Linked DNA regions of Homo sapiens: region 2 is linked to region 1. The links are chromatin contacts, found by Hi-C or POLR2A ChIA-PET in ENCODE. All regions are on one chromosome and are shown on one strand. The core of a region is the stretch at or near the end of the contact, and the rest is flanking DNA. Distances in the headings are between cores, read along the strand shown. Region 1 overlaps LINC01968 (long intergenic non-protein coding RNA 1968). Region 2 has its middle 120 kb from the start of XXYLT1-AS1.

Evidence for each region. Hi-C counts contacts between places; a loop is a spot of excess contacts on that map. ChIA-PET counts read pairs that join two places held with the same protein, here RNA polymerase II (POLR2A). Pooled maps may share reads with other maps.
Region 2: a pooled map shows a loop between it and region 1 (6-fold over the local background). The contact joins two enhancer-like sites. A Hi-C loop is called at or near these places in 1 of 37 single-sample maps with no recorded cell type and 3 of 50 pooled maps. POLR2A ChIA-PET finds 5 or more read pairs at or near these places in 2 of 52 experiments (BJ and HCT116).

The regions. Positions count from the first base shown.
Region 1 is chr3:194,737,326-194,740,025 of GRCh38, reverse strand. All of the region lies in intron 1 of LINC01968 (long intergenic non-protein coding RNA 1968), which reads right to left. The region is part of intron 2 of LOC105374292 (a long non-coding RNA gene); the gene reads right to left. Among named protein-coding and RNA genes, the nearest start is that of LINC01972, 30 kb to the left of the region's middle. RefSeq lists an enhancer at 2,544-2,700. Within about 2 kb of position 1,390, at least 13 of the 41 ENCODE cell types and tissues checked have a DNase peak (open chromatin) inside an H3K27ac peak, as active enhancers do.
Region 2 is chr3:194,974,904-194,977,603 of GRCh38, reverse strand. No RefSeq gene overlaps it. Among named protein-coding and RNA genes, the nearest start is that of XXYLT1-AS1, 120 kb to the left of the region's middle. Within about 2 kb of position 1,448, at least 4 of the 41 ENCODE cell types and tissues checked have a DNase peak (open chromatin) inside an H3K27ac peak, as active enhancers do.

The DNA.
Region 1 (2,700 bases), core at 141-2,640:
TGTAATCATAGTTCACTGTAACCTTGAATGCCTGGGCTCATGGGCTCAAGCCATCCTTCTGCCTCAGCCTCCCGAGTAACTGAGACTATAGGTGTATGCCACGGCACCAGGCTAATTTTTAAAAAAATTTTTTTAGAGATGGGGTCTTGCTTTGTTGCACAGGCTGGTCTCAAACTCCATCTTTAAGTGATTCTCTTGCCTCAGCCTCCCAAAGTGCTGGGATTGCAGGTGTGAGCCACGGTGCTCTGCCTGGCCTAGGTTTACATTTCCAACCTCAGCTCCCACTTCCTTGAGCCTCAAGCCAAACAGGATGACCTGTGACTCACACAACACTCCCGATTCTTCGCCTTTGATTATGCTGCCCTTCTATGGCCAAGTCTGCCCCACACTTCCAGGGCCAGCTCCGGTGCTGCCCCCTCCACAGGCTTCCTCCTGTCTTCCTGAACCACCTGCTACTTTCTCTGCCCCACACTGCAGGCACTGGTCAGCATGTTTCGCAGCATGTCCTTATTTGTAGGCAGAAGTGACCCCAGTGGAGCCTCTAGGGTGGGGCTGCTCTGTTCAGGGAGGCTGTACACAGGGGCTTTTTGTGTCTTTGGCCATCTGCGCTCCAGATCGCAAGGTATGTCTTCTAAGCACACCCTTCAAAGCACTTCCTCTGAAAGGAGCACTTTCTCTACACAGAGATGCAGTACTTTCCCAGGAGAGCCCATCCCGAAGAAGAGGCCCACAGACAGATGCTTGGTGAATGGACAACTAGCAAGAGGACATCCACAAGCCCTTCTATAGTTAAGCCCTAGGCTCTCTTCCCATGCCCAAGACATCTCTCTGGCATCCCCTTTCCTCCCTTCCTGCAAGACCCAAGACTCAGCCGGGCTGCCTCTTCCCTTGCAAACTACTTCCACCCTGAGCCTCCTCTAAAATGGAACCTGACTGTGGAAGCCATTCTCTTGTTATTTGGACAACCACTCCCCACAGTCCCCCTCAACAATAGGTACTTAATCGGAAGCCACCTAGAGTCCTACAAACATAAAGATCTGGGAATTGGAAACCTTAGGAAGTGGTGAAAGCTCCGTTCCCTGTCTTCAGTGTGTAGATAGTCAGTAACAAACATTTCTGAGCACCTGTTATATGCTAGGCACTGATTTTGACCCTGGAGACATGATGGCGAGTAAAGGAACGTGAGCCCTCCCCTCATGGGGCTGGCTGATAATCTACTTCCCAGGGTGCAACTCTCACCCACTCTCCAAAGACAAGAATGTGAATTTTGCCAAATTCAATTTTCATTCCCCTGGGGCCTGTGCAGTGCTGGCAACAGAGGGGAGCCACTGGCTGGAGACCAGCTGCCTCCCAGGGCCCTGCCAGGGCTGGCACAGAGGGCTGGTGTTTCTATTCCCAGGGCCTGGCTCCCAACCAGGATGGCATCTGCTCAGCATTTGGAGCCCAGCATACTCTAATTGTCCTGTGGCCTCGTGGCACTTTCAGCCTATCAACTGAGTTTTTCTTAAAAAGCAACTCCTGTGTTTATTGGTTTTCTGGCCCAGATTTAGGTCACTAGAATTTTCCTTAAGGATGGAAAAACTCAGAGAACCAGATCTGGATGACTCTCTCATGCCGGGATGTGAGTGGGAGGGACTGGTGACATACTAAGAGAAGCTGGCTTAATGCCCACACCTACCACTCACTGCCTCACTACTTTTCTGAATGGCACTGGTCCTTCCTGAGCCCTTGGACAAGAAGCTAGGGGCCCTCACCCCAGTGAGGTGGCATTGCTTTGCTGTGTGGGCATAACTGAATCCCTTCCCTCTCTGAGCTGACATCCTCTCAAGTGATTCCTAAACAGATGAAATCATGGATACAAAGGGACTTGTTAAGCTCTGTAAAAACATAAGGTCCTGTTGGGACTTTGTGTACTTCCCTCTCAATTTTGCTGTCAACCTATAGCTGCTTCTAAAAAGATAAAGTCTATTAAAATAACAAATTTTTAAAAAGTAAGGCCCTACGGCAAACCCTGGGAAAAGGGGCTCTAGGTTCTTATAAAAGCTTCACTTATTTCTATGCAGCCTTGCAAAGTATGGGAATTTCTCTGAGCCTCAGTTTCCCTGTTCTACTAATAAAATAATGGGTTTGTAAATACTGGGTTAATTGTAGAGTACTGCTCCTTTGTGAAGTCTTGTTATTATCTGCTACCTACTAAAAGAGACTGTTCTGAAGGTCAGCCAGCAAGTTCCAAGTTGGTGGAAATTTTGAAGCTCTTAAAGAACACTGGAAAGCCCTAGAGAAGGTATAAGTAAATGTTTCACAGGCACCTTAAATTCAGCATGTTCAAAACTGAGCAGCAGGAGGAGGAAGACAAGAAGGAGGAGAAAACAGAGGAGGAAGAGAAGAAGAAGACAGGAGGAGGAGAAGACAGAGCAGGAGGAGAAGGAAAGTGAGCAGAAAAAGCAGAACCAGAAGCAAAGGCCACAGAAGAGAGGAAGATGAAGGAAGAGGAAGAGGAGGAAGAAAAAAAGAAGGAAGGCGTAGCAACAGCAGCAGCCGCTGAGGCAGAGGCAGAAAAGAAGAAGTGGGCATGGAAGCAGCAGAAGCAGCAGGAAAGGCAGAAGGAGAAGTGGCAGAAACATGCAAAGCAGAAGTAGATGCTCAGAAAGCAGAAGCTGCACACACAGACACACACAGATGCAGAGGAAGAGCGAGAAA
Region 2 (2,700 bases), core at 199-2,698, 240 kb before region 1:
GACATGTTTTCTGGTTGAATCTGCTGTTTACTGCTCAGAGCTTTGGATTTCTTTGCGCGCTTTGTATTTATGTGGGTGAAGCTATCTCCTGAGGGGTCCTGCATATGCCTGGATTGCAGAGATGTTCCTCTGGAATGACATTGTGATTGCATCTGTTGCCTCTAAAGGGCAAACAGTTTCTAGACCAGTATTTATGTGAGTTTCTAGGCTCGGGACATCCACACCGTGCTGGTAGCAATGAGAATACCTGTCCATAATTTTGTGTCATACAACCTAGAGGTTCAGATATTTTATTGGTGACAGTTTCCCTCATGGTCCAAGGTAAGTGACCCACTTTTGTGCCTAATATTCAGGCCAGCAAGCAGTTTTTCTAATCCCAGTTCCTAAACAGGAGAGCCCTTTCCTGACTCCTGGTTTCATTTGGGGAACTCAGTCCTAGTATTCCTGCTGTCGGCAAGGCTGTGGCCTTGGTGTCACTTCCTGGGCAAGAACTAAAGCTGCAGCCTTTCTAAACACCGTATGACTCCATTTCTCTGGAATTCTGGAAAAAGCAGAAATAGAAGGGCAAATATAGACCAGTAGTTTCCAGGGGAGGGGGAAGAGTTGGCTACAAAGGGCAGAAGGACGTTCGTGGTGATGGAACTGCTCCATGCCTTGACGGGGGTAGTAGTTCTATGACTGTATTTATTTGCCGGAACTCACAGTATTATATCCTAAAAAGGGCGAATTTCACTGTATGTAAATTATATCCTAATCTGGTTTTTAAAAGATGCAGGGTGATAAACTATCTCTATAGCTCAATATGATTTCTGATAACTTGAAAACTAAACCCAGCCTCTAAGGCACACACAGGGTGTAGCTCAATCCTGATTACCACTGCAAGACTCCTCTTTATTTGAGCATCCACAGATGCTTTTTTAGCTTCTGAGCTTCGTTATAGGTTTTGAAATTTAATTTTCTGTACTTTACCTAGAATTTCTATGTGTTTGGAGCAGGAGACCGACCATGGCAGCTCAGACCACTACCTTGACTGAGAACCAGGCCATCGGCACTGCTGGACATAAAGTCTCTGACGGGCCTCAGGACTCTGAAAATGATCATGCATTTTCCAAACAAGCAGCACACACTATTCTGGGTGGCAGGAACTGCCTTGCTTTCCTAATCTAGATGGTGGTTCTTTTATCCTTTCTCCCTCTTCCAGGTGTTTCCTTTGGAAGCACCTCCCCAGCCCAGGTTTCCGCTTCTGATGTCCCTGAAGTGCAGTCTGCCCCAGTGGCTGGATCCTCCCTGTAGTTGCTGAGGACTGGATCACCCCACAGCATTGTGTCAATGCAGTGGGTGCTGCCTCCATCCTGAGCTAAGGGCCTAAGCCAACTCCTAGGACTTGGCGTCCGGGAAGGCGTCTGCTGGCATCTGCTTCCAGTGCATGCTGGTTGCCCAACAATTTGGGTAAATAATGCCATTGCGTTTGGCTGTACCACTGGAAATAGGCCAACTCCAAGAGGTTGCACTGCTTCTGTCTTGATTATTTGCATTGGCTGTTGAAGTGATCTGAAGCTACTAAAACACAAAATGGATTCATTTGAGTGAATAGCAAAGAAGTTACAAATCCTTCTGTATATCATTTTCTCAAAAACTTAAGAGCATGTTACAAAATGTAGAGCAATACAGTACTTCTGTAAAACATACCCACCCAGATATGTGTGTGTGTGTGTGTGTGTGTGTGTGTGTGAGAGAGAGAGAGAGAGAGAGAGAGAGAGAGACTGTCAGGGCGGGAAGAACTCTCTAGAGAAGGGCCCTCTGGTTTTACTGCTATGGAAACTGAGGCTTAGAAAAGGGAAGTGGCCTATTGAAGGTCACACAGCTGGTTAGTAGACAACAGAGACCAGGCGGTCCCCTGAGTCCTAGTTTAGGACTTGTCCCACTGAGCCTGCCTGCCTGTGAGTCATGTGACACCTGTCAGATCAGCTGTGCTGCTGGACTTGCTGATGGAACCCAGCAGATAGTGGCCCTCAGGTTCCCCGAACCCAAGCCTGGAGAAAGGGAGAGCCCCTGAATCAGATGTGAGAATGATGAAGGCATGGCGGGCACCAGCCAGCATCTGAGCAGCGGAAGCAGAGGCTCCTTCCCTTAGCTCCGTTAGTGTAGCCAGAAAACAGAACATGAGTCCTAAGGCCCTGAAGGTCTGAAGCCTTGAGGGGTGCCCTCGTCACTGCTGTCATTGTGAAGGCTGCTGTCATTGTGAAGGCTGCTGTCATGAAGAAGGTGGAGCCGACTGGAGGGAAGGTGGTCACTCTCCCTGCAAATGCATTCATCTCCTTCACTAGTTCCAGAGCTCTTCAGGTCGGGCTGTGGAACAAGGGGTACAGCACTGACCTTATTTAGAATTGCAGGCACATGGTGAGAAAGAAAAGCAGATTGACCTTCACACAGGTCTATCACTGTTTTCAGCTCTTTACAGACAATGCAGGCCATCTTTTTGGTATCTGTGGGGACGGTCCTCACTGCCACCATCCCCCTGCATACCACCATCCAGAAGTCCCTAAACAGAGCTCCTCCATGTGGTTGTCTGCTAACTGCAGGGCTGGGTTGCATGGTCACCCTTGCATGAAGGCGCAGCTGGGAAGGCGAGCATTTTCCACTTTTCAGGCTCCACCATGGAAGGTAACAAGGGAGGGGCCTGGCAAGCTGCCGTGCCTT